Regions from separate parts of the Homo sapiens genome. Here region 2 is linked to region 1. Evidence: chromatin contacts called from ENCODE Hi-C or POLR2A ChIA-PET data. All regions are on one chromosome and are shown on one strand. Each heading gives the region's core, a stretch centred on a gene start or an enhancer-like site at or near the end of the contact. The rest is flanking DNA. Distances are from core to core; before and after follow the strand shown.

The links. Hi-C counts contacts between places; a loop is a spot of excess contacts on that map. ChIA-PET counts read pairs that join two places held with the same protein, here RNA polymerase II (POLR2A). Pooled maps may share reads with other maps.
Region 2: a map of mammary epithelial cell shows a loop between it and region 1 (6-fold over the local background). The contact joins the promoter of TCF7L1 here to the promoter of LINC01964 in region 1. A Hi-C loop is called at or near these places in 35 of 168 maps with a recorded cell type or tissue (A673, Caco-2, HCT116 and 21 more), 3 of 37 single-sample maps with no recorded cell type and 34 of 50 pooled maps. POLR2A ChIA-PET finds 5 or more read pairs at or near these places in 6 of 52 experiments (A673, Caco-2, H1 and 3 more).

Annotation. Positions count from the first base shown.
Region 1 is chr2:85,064,135-85,069,813 of GRCh38, forward strand. LINC01964 (long intergenic non-protein coding RNA 1964) reads right to left here and starts at 3,213. Exons shown (of 2, transcript NR_146453.1): 1 at 649-3,213; 2 at 1-545.
Region 2 is chr2:85,131,786-85,137,656 of GRCh38, forward strand. TCF7L1 (transcription factor 7 like 1) reads left to right here and starts at 1,607. Exons shown (of 12, transcript NM_031283.3): 1 at 1,607-2,148; 2 at 2,231-2,294; 3 at 2,538-2,665. The coding sequence starts at 1,900. RefSeq lists a silencer at 1,207-1,276 and enhancers at 1,642-2,216, 2,792-3,366, 3,367-3,940.

The sequences.
Region 1 (5,679 bases), core at 1,963-4,462:
AAAAGTGCATACCAATATAAAATACTCAGTCCCTGTGGAAAACAATTTGGCAGTTCCTCAAAACATTAAACATAGAATTACCATGTGACCCAGCAATTCCACTCCCAGGTATATCCAAGAGAATTGAAAACATATGTTCACACAAAACCTCCTACATTCATGCTCAGAACAGCATCATTCATAATAACTGAAAAGAGGAAACAACCCAAATGTCCATTCACTGATGAAAGGTTAAACAAACATGATCTACACAATGGACTATTATGCGGCCATAAAAAAGAATGATGTACTGACGCATGCTGCAACTTGGATGAACTTTGCAAACATGGTAAGTGAAAAAAGTCAGTCGCAAAACGCCACAGAGTATATGATTCCATTTAAATGAAATTCCCAGAACAGGCAAATCCATGGACACAGAAAGTGGATTAGTGGTTGCCAGGGGTTGGGCAAGGAGAGAGTGGGGAGTGGCAGCTCGTGTGCACTGGGTTTCTTTCTGGAGTGTTGAAGAGGTTCTCGAATTAGATAATGGCGACGGTTGCATAACTCTGTGAAGATATGAAAAGCCACTAATTTGTACACTTCGAAATGGTTAAAATGGTGAATTTTATGTAAAGTTTATCTCAAAAAAAAAAAAAAAGTCAAACATACCTGCGGTAGGTATTCTTAACATCCCCATTTTACTGATGATAAAAGTGCGTGTCAGGGACCAGCTCTGCCAGGTGCCCAGCAACCCTGCACATCTCCACCGGGCTCGACGGCAACCTGACCTGCGTCTTGGTGGAACACCCTGCAACTCCTCATGGAGCAAGGGGCGTTAAGTGGCCCTGTGCATCGCTGCCGTGAGTGGTCTCACCTGCCTCCCCACCCTTTTGGAACTGCTGCAAGGCCATTTCTCATCGATCTTCCTAGTTTCTGTTGAGCGCAGCGCTTTCCTCCTCTCTCCCCACTCCCACAAGTTACGTCTGCAGGTGCCTGCTAAGTCTGTAGAGTGCTCGGTTGCAGTTGAGAGCTGGCTGCTGCACAGCAGGGCAACCCACTGTCCATGCCATCTGGTGTCCCAACCTTCCAGCCTTGTGTCCTCCTGTGGGACGAGGGACACAAGGAGCGACATGTCATGCTGATTTAGCTTTTGCTGTCTGCGTATGTAACAACCTGTCCAAATCCATGTGGCTCAATGTCTCCCTACAGACAAATCTATGGAAGTGTGGCTGGCCAGCCCCACAGCTGCAGGGGTAATCTCTACGGCCCCGTTAGCCCCTGCTGCTTTGGGAATGCTTGATGCTGAGATGAAATAAATGTTCCTGGGGCCCACCACTGCTGGAGGCAGGATCCCATCCCAGCTGGTCTGACTCAATTCAGACACAGTAAAAGCCATCTGGCAGGTTATCTGATATGACAGTAAATTAAAATGAAGACAGTTCTAGAAAAGACGAGATTTGTTCTAAAGTTTTTCTTTCTGATCTCTTCAAAATTTCTGCCTTATCTTTACTACAACAATTCAGAGAAGTCAAGGAACTCCAAAGCCTCTCTTAGGGGCATTTAGACAGTCATCTTTGGGGAAATATGGGGCTAGGACACGTAAAGTCACTCGATGACTTTTAGAAATATTAGCCTGTGACCACATATACATTTCTTCAGGATTAGAAATTAAACTGGCAGTCTTTACACTATAGTTAAACATTGTCTCCAAAATTGCCCCTGCAGTTTCCAAAAGTTGAAAGCCCTCACCCATTAGGGACATTTGAGTCATGGCACCTTACCTAGGCCTTCTTCAACCACAACCCTGATCTTCCAGCTGCCTCTTCTGTCCTCAAGACAGAAGCTCGCCTAATCCTTGGAACAAGAGGCAGCAGATCCTGAGAAGTTTCTGCTTGTGTTTGTCGGCAAGGAGATGGCTTCAGCAGTGGTAGGGGCGTAGGCAGGGGCAGGGCTGCCCCCTTAGTCTGTGAGGCTGGTGATCGGCCACAGTGAATTGGCTCCATATCCACGAAGAGGCAAGGAGGCTCTGCTCTAGTGACCCAGGTCCAAACCTGGGAAGCTCCAGATCTGGGACAAGCTCCAGATCAGGCCCAGGCTAGCCGTGTGACGTTGGAGCAGCTGCTTAACTCTGAGCCTGCCCCTCCTGCTGCACAAGTCCCTGCTGGCTGTGTGGATGAGCAGAAATAATGTCCATGAAGGCATCACAAGGTCTCAAATGGAAGGCTCCAACAACTGGTTCAGTGAAAAAAAGGTTTGGAGAAAATACACATTTCCATGACCCCAACTGTGGAGAAATCTTTCTGTCCTTCTAGCTTTAAGAGTAGCAGAGCACTGTCTGGTGAGGAACTTTTCCTCCCGAACAGTCTCAAAATCGAAGCTCTGAGCACACTGAGCCAGGCCTTCCCTCATCTCTTCCTCTTCTGCACATTTGCTCAACTGTGATCTGAGTCAAGCCAGCAAGATCCAAGCTAGTCTAGCAAAGCATTTTCCAAGCAGCCTTGGAAAGGGGTTGGCCTCGTGAGGACACTGATTCCTAATATTTGCAGTTGGCTTTGCAGAGCTCTCATTACAGCGAAGGTGTGAGGGTGTCTGTTGCCACCCGCTTTTGAGAGAGAGGCACTGAGCACTACAACAGCACAGCTAATGTTTATTGGACCCTTCGTTCGATCCAGGAATTTAGATGGACTATTTTATTTAATTATTTCCATTAACCTGCTACCATTATCCCATTTTGGAAAGAACACAACGGAGGCCCAGGAGGGGTAAGGATTCTGTCCTGCAGTCCGAGGCCAGCAGGGCTGTGTTTCCCAGCACCGTGAGGGTCTTTACAGTTTGGGACCAAACAAGGGTGAAGTTCAGGACGGGGCCACGTGAGGGCGGTGGACTAACATGAAACAGAAAAGCAATCCGTTGCCCAAACGCCGGACAACTCCCAAAGGTCCTTGTTAACATCTATTTGATTTCTATTTATTTTCCAGGCAGCTGTGGGAATTGGGTAAAAGTGTGGTGTCTGGGGCCAGACTGCCTGGGGTCGATGCTGCCTCCATTATTTACCGACTGTGTAATCCCAGGAAAATTAGTTACCCTTCCTGTTTACCCTCCCTGAGCTTGCTTCTGCCTCTGTAAAGTGGCCCAGTTAGCAACCGGCAGGCCAGGACTCCAGAGCTACGGAGGACAAGTGGTGGCGCGATTATCGTAGCGAGCAGCACGGTGGGAGTGGCGCTAACGGTCAGTTCAGAAGACACTTCTGGAGATGGTTAATAGAACTTGGTATAAACAAACGGCGAAATACTTGCATTAGCCAACAGAGTGCTATTCAAATTGAACCATCAAAAGAAATCAAGGATGGGTGATGATGAAGCTGAGGATAGTTGCTCCAATAAAAAGTCGCTCTCCTTTGCCCAGTTTCTACACTGGGTCAGTTTTTGAACCCAGAACCCACTGATTGAAGCAGCGCCTGCAACTCCAGCAGGAAGAATCCTGCGACACGTGGCAATTGAACATGTAATGACTCCTTCAGGCCTTCCCTCAAAGGGACCTAAGACTATTTACTTGGGTAATTGAGCACTGGGGAAAAAAAATACTAAACATCTTGAGGACAATTAGACACAGACTTATAGTAGATATGAATAACCTTAGATCCCAAGTGTAATCATGGCCCCTGTTAGAATTAGGCACATACAGGCTGGGCACAGTGGCGCATACCTATAATCTCAGCACTTTGAGAGATTAAGAGGGGAGGATCACTTGAGGCCAGGAGTTGGAGACCAGCCCGGGCAGTATAGGAAGAACCTATCTCTACAAAAAATTTTAAAATTAGCCAGGTGTGGTGGTGCACGCCCGCAGTTCCAGCTACTCAGGAGGCGAGGCGGGAGGACCACTTAAACCCAGGAGTTCAAGGCTGCAGTGACCTATGATCATGTCAGGGTACTCCAGCCCAGCCTGGGCCACAGAGCAAGAAGCTGTCTCTAAAAACAAAAAACAAAAAACAAAAAAACGGAATAAGAGCATATAGCGACTAGGTATAAATGGAGTTCTGGCTAAACTCCAGCTCAGAATATGTCCATTGAGCAGTGGGCATTTCCTCAGTTCCCAAATGTATATGAAATAGAGATTCTTGGTAGTTGGCCTAATCTCAACAGTTCTTTTCATTATAGCAGTTTGAATGGGTGTGTAGTGGTTCTCAATGTGGATTAAATTTGCTTTTCCAAATTGACTATATTGAGCATCTTTCATGTGCTTATAGTTATTTGTATATCCTCTTTGGTGAAATGTCTATTTTGTACATATTTTAATTGGGTTGGCAGTTTACCTTGTTACTGAATTGATTTCTTTTTTTATTTCCCTTGAGACAAGGTCTCGCTCTGTTGCCCAGACTGGAGTGCAGTGGCACGAACTCAGCTCACTGCAGCCTTGACATCCCAGCCTGGAGATATCCTTCCACCTCAGCCTCCCAAGTAGATGGGACTATAGGCACACACCACTGTCTCGCTCTGTCGCCCAGGCTGGAGTGCAGTGGGGCGATCTCAGCTCACTGCAACCTCCTTCTCCCAGGTTCAAGCGATTCTCATACCTCAGCCTCCTGAATAGCTGGGACTACAGGCGCGCACCACCACGCCTGGCTAATTTTTTGTGTATTTTTAGTAGAGACAGGGTTACATCATGTTTGCCAGGCTGGTCTTGAACTCCTAAAGCCCCCTATAATAGTGAATATGGCTCCTATTAATAAGACGTAGTGGAAGTGGGCTACAACATAGTATCTGTCATATAACACAATGTCTAATGATGAGTTGGCTAGTACAGTGCCGGTTAGGCCTCCTACCATAAAAAGGAAAATAAATCCTAGGGCTCACAGCATTGCGGGGGATCATTTGGTATTGCTGCCGTGAAGCATAGCAAGTCAGCTAAAAACTTTGATGCCTCAAATTATCCACCTGCCTTGGCCTCCCAAAGTGCTGGGATTACAGGCATGAGCCACTGCGCCTGGCCTAATTTTGTTCATTTTTTGTATGAACAAGGTCTCACTATGTTGCCCAGGCTGGTCTCAAACTCCTGGACTCAAGTGATCCTCCTGCCTCAGACTCCTGAAGTACTGGGATTACAGGTATGAGCCACTGTGACCAGTCAGGGTTGAATTCTTTATATATTCTGGATACAAGTCCTTATCACATATATACTGTGCAAATAATTTTTCCCAGTCTGTGGCTTAGCTTTTCATTTTCTTTCTTTCTTTCTTTTTTTCTTTTTCTTTTTTTTTTTTTAGATGGAGTCTCTCTCTGTTGCCCAGGCTGGTGTGCAGTGGCAAGATCTCAACTCACTGCAACCTCTGCCTCCCGGGTTTAAGCAATTCTGCCTCAGCCTCCCGAGTAGTTGGGACTACAGGCGCGTGCCACCACGCCCAGCTAATTTTTTGTATTTTTACTAAAGAAGGGGTTTTCACCGTGTTAGCCAGGATGGTCTCAATCTCCTGACCTCGTGATCCGCCCGCCTCGGCCTCCCAAAGTGCTGGGATTACAGGCGTGAGCCACCGCTCCCAGTCTCTCTTTTTTTTTTTTTTTAAACTGGGTCTCACTCTGTTGCCCAGGCTGGAGTGCAGTGGTGGAATCTCAGCTCACTGCAGCCTCTGCCTCCTGGGTTCAAGGGATTCTCATGCCTCAACTTCCCAAGTAGCTGGGACTACATGTATGTGCCACCACATCC
Region 2 (5,871 bases), core at 357-2,856, 66 kb after region 1:
GCTTTATGAGACTGTACTCATGTATTGTGTAAAAAATTAGAAAAGGCATATCTGCTTGTTATAAAGTTCATAGAAACCAGAAAACTATCTCCTTTCACTTATCCTTTCCCAGAAATAGTCATTGATAATAATTTGCATCTTCTCAGATTTTTTTCTACGCAGAAATAAATGTGTATAATTTTTTTAAAAACAAAAATAAAATAGTGAGTGTCATATATAGTGTTTCATTTAAAGATGTTCCTCCAAAATCAATCTTGGTCCATGTGCCTGTGTGTGTGTGTGTGTGTGTGTGTGTGTGTGTGTGTGTGTGTGTGTGTATGGGTGGGGGGAGGGGCGGGGACACTGCATAGAACTGGCCAGCTGCATGGACTGTCACTGTAAAGAAAGATGAAGAATGCATGTCACCAAGCTCTCTGATGCTTTGAACCTAGCATATGTGGCTTTGCCCATATGTGCGGGCACCTCTGTAGAAACTCTTCTGCCAGTTGGGCTGAAAATAGTTTTACATAGTTCCATACTGCCTTCCAAGCTGTTTTCAAAGTTTATGCTCTAATAGTTCCCCACGGAGGATAACACAAGATATTCATTTTCCTCAAACTTTCCCGCACAGGTTGGAGAGAAACGACATCTTAATGTCATTGTAACAGGCATTTCTTTATTAAAAAAATTTTTTTTTTGGAGACAAGGTCTTGCTATGTTGCCCAGGCTGGTCTCAAACTCCTGGGCTCCAGCGATCCTCCTGCCTAGGCCTCGGGAGTAGATGGAACTCCAGGCGCGGGCCGTGGCGCTCGCACCACAGGCATTACTTAGGTATGAGGCTGGTTGAGCATTTTTCTCGTGTTCACTGGCTACTCACGCAGCTTTGTGAATGGCTTCGGAGATCACTGGACAGGCAATTTTCCCTCTCAATGAACCAAATCCAAATTCTTTTGGAACCCAAGACCGCGATTTTTCGATTTAGGACCTAGTCCCAAACAATGAAGAAAAGGTGATCTTCAAGATTTCAGCAGGGAAATCTGTATATCTGTACAAGGTTGAAAACCTGGGCCGGGGGTCGCGTTGGAACCCCACAGGAAAAAGGCGCGGAAAGCCGCCGGGCATTTTCCGGGGTTCCATAGATGTCCCCAGTGTCCTAGTCCGTGCATCAGCTCGCGCACTCGGAGGGACTCTAGGCAGGGGGAGGGCCCCGCGGCCAGTATGTGCGTCCGAGGCTTTCCCGCAGGGGGCAGTGCCGCCCGCCCGCGCGCCGATACGGTGGGAGGGGGTGGGAACCTGCGCGGAGTTCTGGAGGTTCTTTGGGAGAAAGTTAGGGGATGCGGAGGGGTGGGCGCAAGACTTCCAGGACTCCAGGGAGGCCGTGGGGAGGGCCGCCGAGGGTGCAGTGTGAGGCGCAGGAGGGGGTTGGGGGCGGTGCACGTTGCAGGGAGACGCAGCCCCTGGAAGATGCGAGTGTGAACGTGTGAGTGTGAGTGCGTGTGTATGTGTGTGTGTGCGCGCGCACCGCAGCTCTCCGGGTTCCGCGAGGCGCGCGGGTGTCAGCTTGCAGCCGGGGCTCCTCCCTCCGGCCCCCCTGCCCAGCCCGGCGGTCCCTCCTCCCTCCCTCCCCGCTCGCCCCTCCCCGGCGGGCCAGGGGCTGGGACGCCCCGGCGGAGCAGGCGGCGGCGGTGGCGAGTTGGGGAGCCCTAGGCTCGGCGCTGCCGGAGGGGCCCGAGCCGAGCCGCCTGCGCCCCGGCCGGGCAGCGCCGGGCCCGCTTCCCGCGGGGCCACGCCCTGTCAAACTTTGTTGCGGCGGCTAGCGCAGCGGGCCCGCAAGCGGGCGGGAGGGGCGCCGGGCCGGGCCGGGCAGGGCGCGGGCGGCTAGGGGCTCCGAGAGCGGCGGCCCCGGCCCGCGGCCCCACCATGCCCCAGCTCGGCGGCGGGGGCGGCGGCGGCGGCGGCGGCAGCGGGGGAGGCGGCGGCTCCAGCGCCGGGGCGGCCGGCGGAGGGGACGACCTCGGGGCGAACGACGAGCTGATCCCCTTCCAGGACGAGGGGGGCGAGGAGCAGGAGCCGAGCAGCGATAGCGCCTCGGCGCAGCGGGACCTAGACGAGGTCAAGTCGTCCCTGGTCAACGAGTCGGAGAACCAGAGCAGCAGCTCGGACTCGGAGGTAAGGAAGCACCGCGGCCACCCCCGGGGGATCCCGGCCCTGCGTCCGCTCACCCGCTCTTGCCTTTGTGTCTCCTCCGCAGGCGGAGAGGCGCCCGCAGCCCGTCCGGGACACTTTCCAGAAGCCGCGGGACTATTTCGCCGAAGGTATGTGCCCGCTGGGACAGCCCCCCACTCTCGATTCCCGCTGCGCTCCGCTGCTCAGCCCGGGCGGCCCACCGTCCCCCTTGCTTGGGTGGACGCACCCTTGCCCTCCGCCTTTATTGGCGGCAGCCCCCGTGGGGCGCGCGTGGGGGGCGCTGGGGTCCCCAGCTCCCGCCTCGAGCCCCCTGCCGCGGCGCTGTCAGTCCCGGGGGCCTGGGCCTCACCTCGCCTTGGTCTTGTTCGCAGTGAGAAGGCCTCAGGACAGCGCGTTCTTTAAAGGACCCCCGTACCCTGGGTACCCCTTCCTGATGATCCCGGACCTGAGCAGCCCGTACCTCTCCAACGGACCCCTGTCTCCCGGAGGAGCGCGCACCGTGAGTGCCCGTCGGGCGCGCCGGGGAGGGTGGGAGGCCGCGGCCCGCAGGATGCGCCCCCGGGCTTGGCCATGGAGTGGGGGATGGGGCCTTCTGCGCCGATCCCAAGCAGAACTTGTTTGCGGAGTTGAACTACTCTCTGGCGGCCGAGCGCGAGGCTGCGCTGGCCAGTGCCTGGATGAAAGTAAAGTTACTTTAACTTTTCCCCTCTTGCGGGTTGAGGTTTTGGAGTCCACCTCTGGGATCTTCCTTGGCCTCCAGAATTCTTCGCCTGCACCGAAGGAAACTTGGATTTGTGCCCGCTTTGGGGGGGTCTCGCTTTCCTTCTTGGAAATCGGTCAGCTTTCTCTGGCAGTGGGGCAAGGGGCCTAGGGAGCTGGGTTGGCGACGTTGTCCTCCGACTCCGGGTTCACTGGGCGGCTGCAGGCTGGTTCCTAAGAAACCCAGTTTTCGTGGCGGGTTATTCACAGCCCCCGTTCCCACCCCCAGCCCTCGCACCGGGGCCTCAGCTTTTCTGCGGAGCTAGCTCCGAATTTTAAACTCGCGTAGATGATTTCGAGGCGACCCAAGGCATTCTTCAAGTTGAGGAACTTGGCTTTTTCCCCCTTTTGTCGCCTGCTTTTCTCATTTAAAGCGAGCGCTGCGACACTTTAAACCTGTTAATGGGCGCGTATTGTGTGCTGCCCGCTGGCATTTAGAGCGGTGATTAAGCAAATTGACCGGGCCCCAGACGACGTGCAAATGAGGGCGGATTCCTTCGCCCCCTCTCTCTGGCTCTAAACTCCCGCCCCCCGCGTTGCGAGGGGCGCAGCTGGGGGCTGGCGAGGCCTTTGTGTCCCCCAAGCCGCCACTCCACCCCTAGGCTCCCTGCCCAGGTGCTGGGTCCGATGACAGATGTTGGGTGAACGCCTACCTACTGTGTGCCAGGTTCCCGCGTGCTGCTGCTTGGGCGCGATGTGAATCGTAGTAGTTCTTTGCTTCCCGCCCAGATTCCCATTGCCTGCCACTTCGCTGTCGACGGTGGGTAAGGGGGCAGGGAGTGTTAGCCTCTTAGGAGCAGGGTCCCAGCAACACACTTTATGCTAAGACTGCCCTAAAATAACGACGATAATTAAAGGGTGCTAGAGAAAGGCTAGGTGCTGAATGGCCATTCCTGCTGTCATTGTACAGCGGTCGGTGGAGAGCCAAGTCCTCCACATTTGGTTCAGCGGGGGCGCTACCATCACCAGATGGGTTGGAGGGGGATTGACGGGGGGCGGTGGAAGAGACTCTGACTGAGAGAGAGGGGAATGGGGAGTGGGACTACACAGACCTCACAGTTTTGCCCCGAGAGGGAGGGAGGTCTTGCAGCTTTGGCCCTGCTGGCCTGGAGCACCCCAGGAAGTCCTGAATGTAAGTGTCAGTTTTGCAGTGAAAACTGGATGTGGGTCTATGGCTGTTGCTTTTTCTCATTAAAAGAAAAGAGGTGCGTGCCAATCAAAGGGGGGGGGGGATCAACGAGCTGCTGCGGTCTTATTTAGGTTTTCAGTGATTCCCACCAGTGCCCACACATGTAGCTTAGTTCTGCAAGTTTTGTTGGGATTCGTGTAACTTTGCGTATGGGGGAGAGTTAATGCCGCTAAAGTCTCAGGTTTCCATTTACTATTAGGATATCTAGAGAGAGGGGTCTGGGAGGCACTAGCATCTGTGCATCAGCCCTCAGCCAAGTCCTGATGCAGTTAAAGTCACCAGAAATGACTATTTCACCATCAAATATGACTATGGCTCCCTCAAGGCTATTTCTCCATGCACCCATTTCTCTTTAGGGCATTTTGATTCATCCAGGCTCTGCTGTCTGCTCTCTCTGACAGTCCAAGTGAGACAGATTTTTGTTAGTGTCCCCTCCTTCCTTCCTTCTATCACATTATGTGTTCTTTCGCCTAAGAACTTCCAAAGGCTGATTCTTGCTGATCCTGGAGATTCCTGATTACTAAATCCAGGCCCGTGTGGGATTTTGGAGCCCCTCCTTGAGGCAGCCAACCTTTCGTCTCTGCATGCCTCTCTGACTGTCCTTGTTCATCTCTGCAGTTGTTCCCTGCCCTGGCCCAGGCACCAGCCTCCTTTCAAGCCTCCTAGGACATGTACTTTCTTGGGGACTTAGTATGTCCCATCCCACCCCCATACCTACATCTTGTCTCCCTGGTGACTTGCCCTTACAGAAGTTAGTTCAGTTCCCAGTGTTTCTGTGTCTCTGTGTGCCTTTCGCTGTGTTAGTTCACGGATATACTGGGGAAGTGTCCTGCCCTTAGGTCAGCACAGTTAAACCTAATTTGACCCTGTTCGTTTGCTGCCAGTAAGTAAAGCAAGTGAGGAAACACTTAAGCACTTGGTTGTCTGGACTATAGGGTGGAGATGATGGTTTTCTGCTGAACGATTCTATTAATATAATTAAGATAATTGTCACTGTAGGCAAATGGTAGGTACAGACAAAGTGGCCCTCTGTTGGTTTCCCAGCCTGGTAAAATGAATGTGGATAGATACGAGTGGGGAGGGAGGAGGGAGGAAAGTGCCTGGGATATATGATCCGATCTCTCTGACATCTTAGGTCTTTTTTATTGTTTGGCCTCTAAACTGCACCACTTTAGGCTTTGCTGCTCTAAGGCCTAGAGGTAGTATAAAATTAGGTGACCCCAGTTATCTGCTGCTCTAACACTTCCTCTGGAAATACCAAGCCAGATGCAGAAGTGGGAATTGTCTGGATTGTTTTCAGGGTGTTAATGAACCCTAGGAATAGCAGGCAGGAGGCTTCAGCAGCCTCACCCACTGGCATAATTCCTGCTGAGACCACTGGGGGCTGGCCCATCCTACAGTCTGGCCATCTCTCCCCATGAGCCATCACCCTTGCCCTCCACTCTGGTTTGGCTGGGATGCTGGGAAGTGGCTTTTTCCTGAGGCTCTTTAGAGAAGAGGTCCCCTCAGCATGGGATGTGGGCCAAGTCTCTGTGAGCTGCAATTGCTTCTTGTCTGGAGGCCCTGGGACCCTGTGAAGAGAGGAATAACTGCCACAAACCATTTTTCAAATAATCACCTCAAAATTATACATTCATTTCTGAAAAGGCTTCACGGTTTACTAAACTACTTTGGGGCTGTTGCCTAGAATTTTGTTAGGAAAATGTAAGTTGGCTGGGTGCGGTGGCTTAGGCCTGTAATCCCAGCACTTTGGGAGG